Linked DNA regions of Homo sapiens: region 1 is linked to region 2. A link is a contact called in ENCODE Hi-C data. All regions are on one chromosome and are shown on one strand. Each heading gives the region's core, a stretch centred on a gene start or an enhancer-like site at or near the end of the contact. The rest is flanking DNA. Distances are from core to core; before and after follow the strand shown.

Region 1 (5,971 bases), core at 1,313-3,812, 140 kb after region 2:
CCCTCTGCGTGCGGCAAACCCTCGATCTTCTAAAACTTGGGGCAGCCTGACCAGGCTGGTGAGGACAGTGCTCCAGGCTGGCTGCTGCAGCTAAGAGGCCTCAGGCAGTGGTTTCAAATCCTCTTATGTGCCTCAGGGTGTCACGCAGATATAATCATGTGGTATGTGCGCTAAGCCATGACAATGATTAGGAAGCTCTGCTGTAACTCTCACACAAGTGGATTTCCAGTTTTCTTGGGAGGATCACAGCATCTCCAGGTCTTGTGTTCCGTCATCCCCATGTCCAGCTTAGTGGTCCTTACTGAATTCCTCCCAAACTAACTTGGTGCAACTGGTCCCAAGGTATTTATGGCAAATGCCAGGAGACATAACAGCACAGTGAAGAAGGAATGCAGCCTATTCCCACAGAATTACTCAATGCCAAGGCAGACACTGAGAGTGCAACAGGTGTGAAAAGGAGGTTGCTGGGAGAGGCGGGTGGACCTGAAGAGGCTGCTCTGGGACTCCCAGGTACATGTGACAAAGCTGACCAGAGTGTATGGGTTAGGGAGCAGTGGGCTATGGAATGGAGGCTGTGGTTGTGAGCGGAGAAGTGACCGGCTGGCTGGAGATGGGCAGGTCAAGGTCATGAAGGCGGTCATCTAGGTGCGGGTGTCAGGTAATGAGTGCTCACCCCTTGGTGGGGGCTGGGAGGAGCTTTAAAGATGCAGCAGGCTGTGATGACCTGCCTGGATTCGAGGGGTGAAGGAGAGATGAGGCATCAGGATGGGGGTGGCCTCAGGATGCAGGGCTGGGGAGGGGATGAGCAGGTGTGCAGAGCCCAGTAGCACTCAGTCCACTGCCTACCTCATTCCATCTGCCTCCCAAAGCCCCAGGGTGGATGCTGCCTGCCTCCCTGTCCTCCCCAGGTGGGGCAAGATCATCTACCTTGGCAAGCACAGTGGAGCATCCAGACGGCCAGAGGTTCAGAAAGGGCTGCAGCAGACCGACTCGGTGACTGGCTCATGGGAGAGCAGCACAGCATCCCTGGTCCTGCAAATGCTTAAAACAGAGAGAATATGAGGGCAGGCAGATGCCCTGGTCTTGACTGCTGCCCGTTGAGAAAGGACAAGCTGGAGAAGGGCTGCGTGGTCCCTGGTCTCTCCAGGCCCTGAGGCAGTCTGCTAAGAACATATCTGGGATCCTGCCCCTCACCTCCCATAATGGAGAATAGGAACCCGGCCAGCACAGCCCTTTGCACAGAGCAGGTGCCCACTTTTGTTCCTTCCTCCTTTGTTCCCATGAAGTGCTCTCACTTCTGCGGGTCACTCAGAGCTCCCCAAGCAGCCCCAGGGAGCTTGCTAGGAGTGACTGACGGGAGACAGCATAGCACATCCCAGGTGGTGAGGATGCAGTCCCGGTGAAGGGAGTGGGGATCCTGGGATGATACGATGAATGGAAGGAAACTAACAGGAAAGGCATCTGGGACCAGGTTCTAGTTTTGGCTTTGCCAAGTCCCATAAACCTCTCTGAGCCTCAAACTCCTGCGGAGAAACAGAGCAACATCCCCTACTCTACCTCCCTACAGGGTTAGATCATGGGAGTGACCAGGCAAGCTGCAAAGTAACCTTAGCAAACTGCGTTCTTACATAGGTGTGGGGATCATTATTCCTATTTCCCAGCTTCCCTTCTTCAAATAACAGGATTAATCAATCTGGTTCCGGAATCATTCATATTTGAATAGAGGGCAGGAACAACAGAAAACTTAATTAGGAAGTCAAGCACTGTGAGCCAGTAAGAGGCAAGTGACTACCCGCCACAGAGACTGCTGTTACGAGTTCGGCCTTTAGCAGCCGAACCCTGAGACGGGCTCCATCACCCACATGATTGGCCCGAATGCCATATTCCCGAAACAGGGGGATGCTTCCCAAAGGCTGCTGGGAAGAGAACCTCGCCGGTGTCACACTGAGACTTCCGCTTCACCTCGCTATCTTGCCCTAGAAAGGGAACTCGGAGGGGACTCACTGACGAAAGGAGCTCCAGATGGCGGGGGGCCAACCTGGGGCGACCCCCAGCGCCCACTTTCACCATCTGGACCCCAGCAAACCTCCCTGTGGCCCTTGGTCCCGTCTTCAGCAGCTCCTTCTGGGGTCCCACACCTTCGGAGCCCGGCCCTGCCCCTGAGTCTCTGGAGAGAGCGAGTCAGCAGTTCGCCGCCGCGGGGCTCCCGTTTGCCTAGCACGCCAGTTTCTGTCCAGTTTCACCCCAAATCCCCACCTCCCCCCACCCCCGAACCTCACGGCCACCCTGGGAAGGAGGCTTGACTTGTGACATCCACCCCTCTTCACGGCTGAGGAACTTTGGCCCCGAGCGAGGAAGCGACCGGCCCACGGCCACACGCCCGGAGTGGGTGAGGCTAGGAGTGGGCCCGCTCCGGGACCCCTAGGGACCCTACCTCACTTCCGGGAGGGTTGAAGGGGGGCTCCGGAGGGAGGATCGCCGCCCCCAGAGGGGACAGCCCGGAGGCCCACGTACCGGATCGCGGCGCGCACAGCGCCCCGCCTGCAGGAGCCCGGGCGCGCTTCCGGGTAGGACCGCGTGATCGCGCACGTGACCGCCCGCCCCGGGAGGGGCCGGAGCCGCCGTCGCCTTCCGCGGGTTCGAGCCCCGCCCCTGCCAGGCCTTGCCCATGCCCCATTTTACAGAAGAGGAAACGGAGGCGCAGAGAGAAGAAATAACTTGCTGAGGGTCCGAACCAGGCTCAGAACCCAGGTTTCCTGGCTCCTCAGCTGATCCCTTCTCTCCTCCCCATGCCCCGGAACCTCAGGCTTTGCCTAATGAACTGAAGTTCTGGGGCTAGAGCTGTCCTTTTGTGACTGCTCTCCCTGACCTTTGGGGAGGTGACATAGCGCACAGAAGGGCTCAGTTGCCCCCAGAGTGCCAACGCTGGAATTTATAGGAGTTCTCAATCTATTTTGGGAGTGGAGTGCACATTAGGAGTTTTGTGTTGAACCTATGTTTGCAATATTTATTTTAAAAAATCGTATGTGTATTGGGGGTGCCTGGAAGTGGAGGGGGCGCTCTGGAAGGGCCTAAATCCCCGAACAGTCCACCCCTCAGTGCCTGGGTGCCACCTGGGAGCTTTGAGCCCAGCCCAGCAAGGTATGGGTTGCAAGAACTGGCTGGGGATATAGTAGATTGAGCATCTCTTGGGGGAAAGGCAGAGGCTAAGAATCAATACTTCCACCACCTGCAGATCAAAGAGAGCATCACTCCCCCCAACCCACTACCCACCCCTTCCAGCCCACCTTAGGGCAAATTCTTCCAACTCCCCATCTACAGCACATAGCCCTGCCACACGCATCTCTTTGCTCAGCCCACCGTTGAGATCGTTCACTCACTATGCTTTCAGTGGTCGAATGAATTCCATCAAATGGATATGCTGTTATTTACTTATTCATTCCCCTACTGGTAATTTCCATTTCCCAACTGCAATGTATGAGGATTCTGATTTCTCCACATCCTCACCAATGCTTGTTATTGTTGATTTTTTTTTTTTTAAGTATAGTAACCCAGCGTGGAGTGGTGTCTTGTGATTTTATTTGCACTTCCCTGACGTTCGGCATCTTTTCATGTGCTTTTTGCCTATTTGTGTACCTTCTCTGGAGAAATGTCTATTCAAATCCTTTATCCATTTTTAAATTGTCTTTATTATTGAGTTGTAAGAGTTCTTTATATGCTCTGGTTACAAGCCCCTTATCAGATACTTGATTTGCAAAAGTTTTTTTCCCATTATGTGGCTTGTCTTTTCACTTTCTTAGTGGTATCATTTGTAGCACCAAAGTTTTACATTTTTATGTAATCCAATATAATCTATTTTTTAGTTATGTACGGGTTTTTTGTGTCAACATGTTTCTTTTTTTCAAATTTGTTTGTGGTAAAATACATATAATGTAAAATTGATCATTAAGCATTTTAAGTGTATTGTTCAGTGGTATTAACTACATTCCTAATGCTATGCAGCCATCACCACCATCCATCTCCACAGCTCTTTTCATCTTTTAAAACTGAAACTATATCCATTAAGCAATAATGCTGGCCGGGTGTGGTGGCTCACACCTGTAATCCCAACACTTTGGGAGGTCAAGGCGGGCGGATCACAAAGTCAGGAGTTTGAGGTCACCCTAGCCAACATGGTGAAACCCTGTCTCTACTAAAAATACAAAATTAGCAGGGTGTGGTGGCACACAGCTGTAGTCCCAGTGACTCAGGAGGCTGAGTCAGGAGAATTGCTGGTACCAAGGAGGCAGAGGTTGCAGTGAGCCAAGATCATGCCACTGCACTCCAGCCTGGGCAACGGAGCGAGACTCCCATCTCAAAAACAACAACAAAAACAACAACAACAACAATTCTTCATTCCTCCTCATAGCAACCACAATGTTACTTTCTGTCTCTATGAATTTGACTACTCTAAGTACCTCATATAAGTAGAATCATACAGTATTTGTCTTTTTATGACTGGCTTATTTCACTTAGCATAATATTCTCAAGGTGCATTCATGTTGTAGCATATGTGAGAATTCCTTCCTTTTTTCTTTATTTTTAAGCCTAAATAATACTCTATAGTCTGTATATACTACATTTTGCTTATCCATTTATCTGCTGATGGACAATTGGGTTACATCCATTGTGAATAAGGCCATTATGAACATGAGTGTACAAATATCTCTTTGAGACTCTGCTTTCAATTCTTTTGGGCATATACCCAGAAGAGAAACTGCTAGATCATATGGTAATTCTATTTTTAATTTTTTAAGGAACTACCATACTGTTTTCCACAGCAGCTGCATCATTTTACATTCCCAACCTGGAACAAGTGTTCCAGTTTACCCACATCTTTGTCAACACTTGCTATTTTCTATTTTCTTTAAAATTTTTATAGTAGCCATCCTAATGGGTGTGAGGTAGTTCAACATAAGTTTATATTTCTCTTAGGTAAATATCTACTCATGGGATTGCTGGGCTGTATGGTAAGTCTGTGTTTAAATTTATATTAAACTGCTGAACCATTTTCCAAAGTGGATGTACCATTTTACATTCCTTCTAGCAACACTGAGAGGTGTAATTGCTCTGTAGTCTTGTTAGCACTTGATATTGTCCTATTTTAACTTTAGCCATTCTAGTAGGTATGTGGTAGTATGTTAAGTGTTCAAATTTTGCCTATTTAAAAATTGGATTGTTTGTCTTATTATTTATTTATGTGTTTGAATTCAAGCCCTTTATTATATTTTTTTTTCCCAGTCTGTGGCTTTGTCTTTTCATTTTCTTTACAGTGACTTTTGAAGAGCAGAAATCTTTGTGCATTTTGTGTCCTATGTAAAGTCTCTGCTTAGCCAGGGTCACAGAGATTTTCTCCTGTTTTTTCTTTTTTGCAGAAATTTAATAGTCGTAGATTTTGTCTTTAGGTTCACAATCCATTTTGAGTTAATTTTTGTGTGTGATGTGAAAGAAGGTTGAGGTTTTAGTCTTTTGTGTGTGTGTGTGTGTGTGTGTGTGTGTGTGTTTTGTATATAGATGTCCAATTTTTCTAGAACCATTTGTTGAAAAAAAATATTTTCTCAGCCAGGCGTGGTGGCTCATGCCTGTAATCCCAGCACTTTGGGAGGCTCAGGAGGGCAGATCATCTGAGGTCAGGAATTGGAGACTAGCCTGGCCAACATGGTGAAACCCCATTTCTAGTAAAAATACAAAAAAATAAATTAGCTGGGCGTGGTGGCATGCACCTGTAATCCCAGCTACTCAGGAGGCTGAGGCAGGAGAATCGCTTGAACCCAGGAGGCAGAGGTTGCAGTGAGCCAAGATCGTGCCATTGCACTCCGGCTTGGGCAACAGGAGTGAAACTCCATCTCAAATAAATAAATCAATCAATCTTTTCTCCATTGGATTAATTATCATGGCACGTTGTCTCAAATCAGTTGACCATCTGTGTGTG
Region 2 (5,966 bases), core at 2,961-5,460:
ACATCATTGGTCACTATCCATGGCAGATGAGCCTGTCTCCCAGTCCTCATGGCAGATCTCATGGAAGTGTCCCAATTGGCCCTGCTTGTTCATATGCCCAGCCCTTTGGCCAATCACTCTGAATGGGAAAGGGGATTGACAAAGCCTTGTTACGTGTCCATCCTCTTAGCCAGGGCACAGACCACTGTGATTGGCAACCTCACTAGAATCATAATTAGAGAGACGGAGGAGTAGTTGCCAAAAGAAAGGAACATGAGAAAGGGGTGCTGGGCAGATAAACATCATAGAAGTTTACTAACTTATAACGGCTTCTTTTTTTAAAGTGTCTACGTGTTAGACTTGTTGTAAGACCTTTTCCATAAGCTATTTCTAATCCCTTTAATTGCCAGTGAAGGTGGGTGTGTTAGGCTGTTCTTGTGTTGCTATAAAGCAAGCTTGTCCAACCCACGGCCCATGGATGGCTTTGAATAGAGCCCAACACAAATTCATAAACTTTCTGGGCAGTTTTATTTTTTATTTTTTTTTAGCTCATCAGCTATTGTTAGTGTTTGTGTGTTTTATGTGTGGCCCAAGACTATTCTTCTTCCACTGTGGCCCCAGGAAGCCAAACGATTAGACACCCCTGTTATAAAGAAATACCAGAGACTGGGTAATTTATAAAGAGAAGAGGGCCAGGCACAGTGGCTCAGGCCTGTAATGCCAGCACTTTGGGAGGCCAAGGCAGGAGGATTGAGTCCAGAGGTTCACCACCAGCCTGGCTAACATGGCAAGACCCCATATCTACAAAAAATACAAAAAGTAGCCAGGCGTGGTGGTGTTCGCCTGTGGTCCCAGCTACTTGGGAGGCTAGGGTGGGAGGATGGCTTGAGCCCAGGAGATCGATCAATTTGCAGTGAGCTATGATTATGCCACTGCACTGCAGCCTGGGTGACAGGGTGAGACCCTATCTCAAATAAATAAATAAATACATACATAAATAAGTGGTTTAATTGGCTCAAGGTTCTGCAGGCTTTACAGGAAGTGTGGAGCCAACATCTGCTCAGCCTGTGGGGAGGCCTCAGGAAGCTTTTACTTATGGTGGGAGGGGAAGTCAGAGCAGGCCCATCATATGGCAGGAGCAAGAGCAAGAGTTGGAGGAGGTGCCACACACACATCCCAGATCCTGAGAACTCAATCGCTATCGTGAGGACAACATGAAAGGGATGGTGTTAAACCATTCATGAGAAATCTACCCCCTATCCAGATACCTCCCACCAGTTCTCACCTCCAACACTGGGGACTGCATCTCAACATGAGATTTCACGGGCACATATATTCAAATTAAATCAGTGGGTAAATTAAGTTCAGAGAGGCTAACTTGCCCAAGCCACACAGCTAGTAAGTGGCTAGTCCAGGATTCAAACATGGGTGTGTTTATCTCCAAAGCCCAAGCTTGGGTGTGTTTATCTCTAAGGCTCAAGCTTGTTCCACCACACTGTCATTCCTGGAGACAGAGATGATCTATTACTAGAAGTAAACAGATGGATAATCTCACATATTCTTACTTGGGAATTGTATCAGTCAGGATAGGCTTGGTTAAGATACAGTAACAAACAGCCCCCAATCTCAGTGGCTTAAAAACCACGGTTTTCTTTCTTACTCAGTCGACATGTCCATGACAGCTCAATAAGAGAGCTGTGTTCATCACAGCAGCTCAGGGATCTGGGCTGCAGGAAGAGCCACGATTTGTAATGTTGCCAATCACCATGCCAGAGGGAAGAGGAGCTCTGGAGGGCCCAGAACCTTCCACTCACGAGTCACTGGACATAAGTAGCCACGCAAACTTGATCCACCACAGGGGCCCCAAAAAGTACAAATCTGCCACGAACCCAGAAAGAGGAAAACCAGAAAGATTTAGAGAACAACCCTAATAAACTTTTAAAAACCATTTTGTATTTTTTGTGGTATGAAATAGAGTGATTTTTAAATGTAATAGTTTCATTTTAGATCAGTATATTATGATCAATTATATTTTAAGGTATATTTTAATCACTCTTTAATTATAACCATAATGTATAGAGACGAATTTGGGCATTTTCATCACTGAGGAGGTGATAAATGCTATTTAATTTAATCATGCAAAAAAGTGATTTGTTGACAAATTTTAATTTGATATATGTTTCATTTGAGGACCAAATGTATTTTAAAATGAATGTTGTAATTATAACTTGCAGCATAACAATGTTTTTTAGGACCTCATATTTGAACTTAATGAAAATTTTGTATTTCAAAAAGCAAGATTTTTTTTTTTTGATGTAAAGGATTTTCTCCCACTGGATATTGAGATTAAGGGTATGAAACCACTATTTTTTTGTTTTGTTTTGTTTTGATTTGAGACAGAGTCTCACTGTGTCCCAGGTTGGAGTGCAGTGGCGTGATCTTGGCTCACTGCAACCTCTGCCTCCTAGGTTCAAGCGATTCTTGTGCCCCAGCTTCCTGAGTAGCCGGGATTACAGGCGCATGCCACCACACCCAACTAATTTTTGTATTTTTAGTAGAGATGGGGTTTCACCATGTTGGCCAGGCTGGTCTCGAACTCCTGACCTCAGGTGATCCACCCACCGTGGCCTCCCAAAGTGTTGGGATTACAGGCGTGAGCCACCTCGCCAGGTCAGAAACTGCTATTTGTTAGCACTTCTCAAAAATACATTACAGGACTGGATCATCTTTATTCTTAATAAATAAAAATGCCAAATTGGCCATAATTGTCAGTGTGTTTTCTCTTTTTAGCATTGGTTTATGGGGTACTAGAAACATTTTTAGAATTATTCTATTTTTTATGTTCCTTATTAACTTGATAGTGTATTTCCTTCTCAGTGTTCCTTATGCTTCTTGTCTTAAACCAATGGTCCATCCATCCTGGGTGTAAATTAAACTGAGTATGACTAAACATAAAAAGAATTTAATGCTGCATGATAGTGAAACCCACCAGGATGGTTAGTGGTGTTCGGCTGAGTGCTGAGCCAACGGCCTGGAGACTGAGTCACAGCCAAATTGATCTCCACTCCCAGGGAAGGTGTGCTCTCCTGGCATGCCTTCAGAGCACTCACGCCCTTCCATTTAGAAAAGTAACTATTTTATTATTGATTTAGAAAATAAATGAAACATACTATCATTGCCTTGAAGCACGCAGATGCTTGCAATATCTTCAGGAGCCCGTGAGGATCACAAATAGCACACTGGGAAATGTTTCACCACGCCAGCTTCCACCGACTGTAGGCGCCTGGGGGTACATCGGAACTCAGCCATCTCTGCAGGTGACAGCCTCGTGGTGCCCAGCCCAGTGGGTTTTGCATAGGCTTAGATGCTTGCTATTTGTAGATTGTTGCTGATATTGCTTGATATTTGGAAGGGCAAAGAAAAAAAGGAGGGAAAGACCGACTACCTCCTCTTGAGTATATTCTGCTTCCCAGTATACAAGGGGGTTGACTGCACTGCCCAGGTCTGGATCATGTCTACACAGCCCGAGGAATGAGAGGTGGTGGTTGGCAAGATGCAGCCAGGGCCGGAAAGAGATGCAGAGATCCCCCAGGAACCAGTGTGTGAACTCTCTGGCCGTGTCCTCCCCCTGCCATGAAGAGCCGAGATAATGAAGATAGAACAAGCTCAGAGCAGGGCAGAGAAGCCATCCAGGAGACATGACTTACGGGAGGAGAGTTTAATTGGTTTAGCCTAAAAAGCCCATTACGCTCTCTGGTGGACACGGTAATGCTATAAATATCCACAAGGTGACAACAAGGGAGAGAGGATGGGTCTGTCTCGCTGATAGACTGTTAAGACCGGCGGCGCAGGGGGAGGCAGGCCCTGCTGGGGGCTTGAGCTCATTTCAGGGGCTTGGAGATGTTTTTACAGTGAGAATCCTTTGTTCAAATGAAAGCATACATGGAACTCTGTAACATGAAACAGATGGATAGCTAAGCTTCTCTAGCAGAAGCAAAGGTCATTCTTTGCCCCAACTCCTGCAGATACCTCACCTCACCCTCCCTGCAGCGCCCCGGCATCTCCTCTAGGCTCAGTTGGAAAACCTGTAGGTGAGCTACTCAGAGGCCCCCAGCTCTGACAGTCCTTGCTGGGGAGTGGCCGTGTCTAAGCAGGAGGTGAGGGTGAGGCACCCGAAAAGACAGTCTGTGGGGATGCAGCTTAAAGCAGGGCCCCTGTGTGGAAAGGGGTTTTTGCTGCCAAGAGATCCTGGGAGTGGTGAGACAGTACCCATCAAGCCTCGGGAAGGACTGAGCTCGTTAAATCACAAGTCGTATCTCACTGGCAGCTGCAGTCTTGGGAGCAGGCATTGGCAATGGATTGTGAGCAAGCGCATGCCTGTGGGGTCTCTCACATGGTCGGGAGGGGAGCTCAGCTTTCAGGGAGCATCTCAGAGTGTGCAGATGGGAGGGTGTTAGGGAAAAGGAGGCAGGGTGATGAGCACGGCGGCAGTCCCGGACCCGGAGTGTGGAGGCTGAGCTCCAATCCCTGCTCTCTGTAAATCTGCCATGTGACCTTGGGTTGTTTGGCTCTCAATTTCCTGATCTGAAACACAAGGTTGGATAAGAAGAGGGAGTGGGATGGAGGCGTAAGCTGCGGCCGCCCGTTCCCAGCCCTCTTCCGCCCTCTTATGGCCACCCCTGAACCAGCCTTTGCTAGGCGGCTTCCCAGGGCCTCCAGGGCCTGCGAGCCCAGTCTGGGAAAACTGGGCTTGGCAATGACCCTGGCAAGGGCATCCCAGGCCGTGGCTCCTGGATGAGAGAGACAGAATCAAATCTGCCCTGGGGGGAGGGGAACTGGGAGAGCTCCTTTGCCAAGGGACCACACTTGGGGGCCACCCTTGAACCTCTTTCTAACAAGGAACAAAGGCAGCTCCACGAGTGACTCCTCTGCTCAGAAACACAGCTCTCTGCTGCCTGGAAATCACAAAAAGACGCTGAGTGATGGGGTGCCCTTCTATGCTCTGGTTCCCTCCCAGTTTCTTTCCTCCCAATTTCCCTCCTCATCTTCTATGCCTCTATTTAGCCCTCAGGACGTGACAGTTCCCAGATCTCTGCTGGATGCCTCCCTTTATCTGAAATGCTGGTTCCAGCCTCCAGCACTCCCCCTAACAGGGAACAGGTACTCACTCCCTCCTCCCTGTGAGACACAATTAACAGTGACATACAATTTTTTAATGTGAAAATCAACCACCAAGCAGGCCAGGCATGGTGGCTCACGCCTGTAATCCCAGTACTTTGGGAGGCTGAGGTGGGAGGATGGCTTGAGCCCAGGAGTTCAAGACCAGCCTGGGCAAAATAGCGAGACCACATCTCAGAAAAAAAAAGAAAACCAGCCACAAAGCCTACTACTCACACCTGTTATTCCTCAGTAGGAGCCATGGTGCACCTGGCCTTTTGTTCTTGGTTTTTCATCACTGTACAATGTTTTTTTCCTGCTGATCCATAATCCTTATGGTAGTAATTTAGCAGCTGCATGATTCATCATTATACAGACTGGTGGCTGTCAGTCTGAGTCTAGGGGCTGTCCAGGTGATGGCATCCAACTTCTCCTTTCACCCCAGGAACTCTGCATTTACCTTTCTCCCAGCTTCATTGTCTTGTTATAACACACTGGGGGTTTCAGGAAAGATTTTATTTGGAAAAAAAATCTGTGGTTTAAGACACTTAAAAATCACGGAGCTAGATTAACAAATATGCACATAACCAAATGCATAACAAATATGCACATAACCAAATGCATCATTTCAAAGAATGGTTTTGCACATGCAGACTTTCCCTCTTTTAAAAGTGTCTCGCTGGCATTTTTTTTTCTCCCCTGCCTGGCGTTGTCCTTCTCTGGAGAATGCGTTTGCCTCGACCCTTCTATTAGAACAGGACTCCTGAGAGTCAGGGGCTGGGTCCTGCTCATTTCAAAGCCTGGCAAGGTGCCCCGCACACCGTGCACGC

Evidence for each region. Hi-C counts contacts between places; a loop is a spot of excess contacts on that map. Pooled maps may share reads with other maps.
Region 1: a loop to region 2 is called in a map of PC-9, with 6 times the contacts of the local background. The contact joins the promoter of HPS1 here to the enhancer-like site in region 2. A Hi-C loop is called at or near these places in 2 of 168 maps with a recorded cell type or tissue (PC-9 and ascending aorta) and 6 of 50 pooled maps.

Annotation. Positions count from the first base shown.
Region 1 is chr10:98,444,373-98,450,343 of GRCh38, forward strand. HPS1 (HPS1 biogenesis of lysosomal organelles complex 3 subunit 1) reads right to left here and starts at 2,563. Exons shown (of 20, transcript NM_000195.5): 1 at 2,435-2,563; 2 at 928-1,032. HPS1-AS1 (HPS1 antisense RNA 1) reads left to right here and starts at 1,949. Exons shown (of 3, transcript NR_134454.1): 1 at 1,949-2,385. RefSeq lists a silencer at 2,381-2,730.
Region 2 is chr10:98,305,107-98,311,072 of GRCh38, forward strand. No RefSeq gene overlaps it. Among named protein-coding and RNA genes, the nearest start is that of LOXL4, 40 kb to the left of the region's middle. Within about 2 kb of position 4,211, at least 3 of the 41 ENCODE cell types and tissues checked have a DNase peak (open chromatin) inside an H3K27ac peak, as active enhancers do.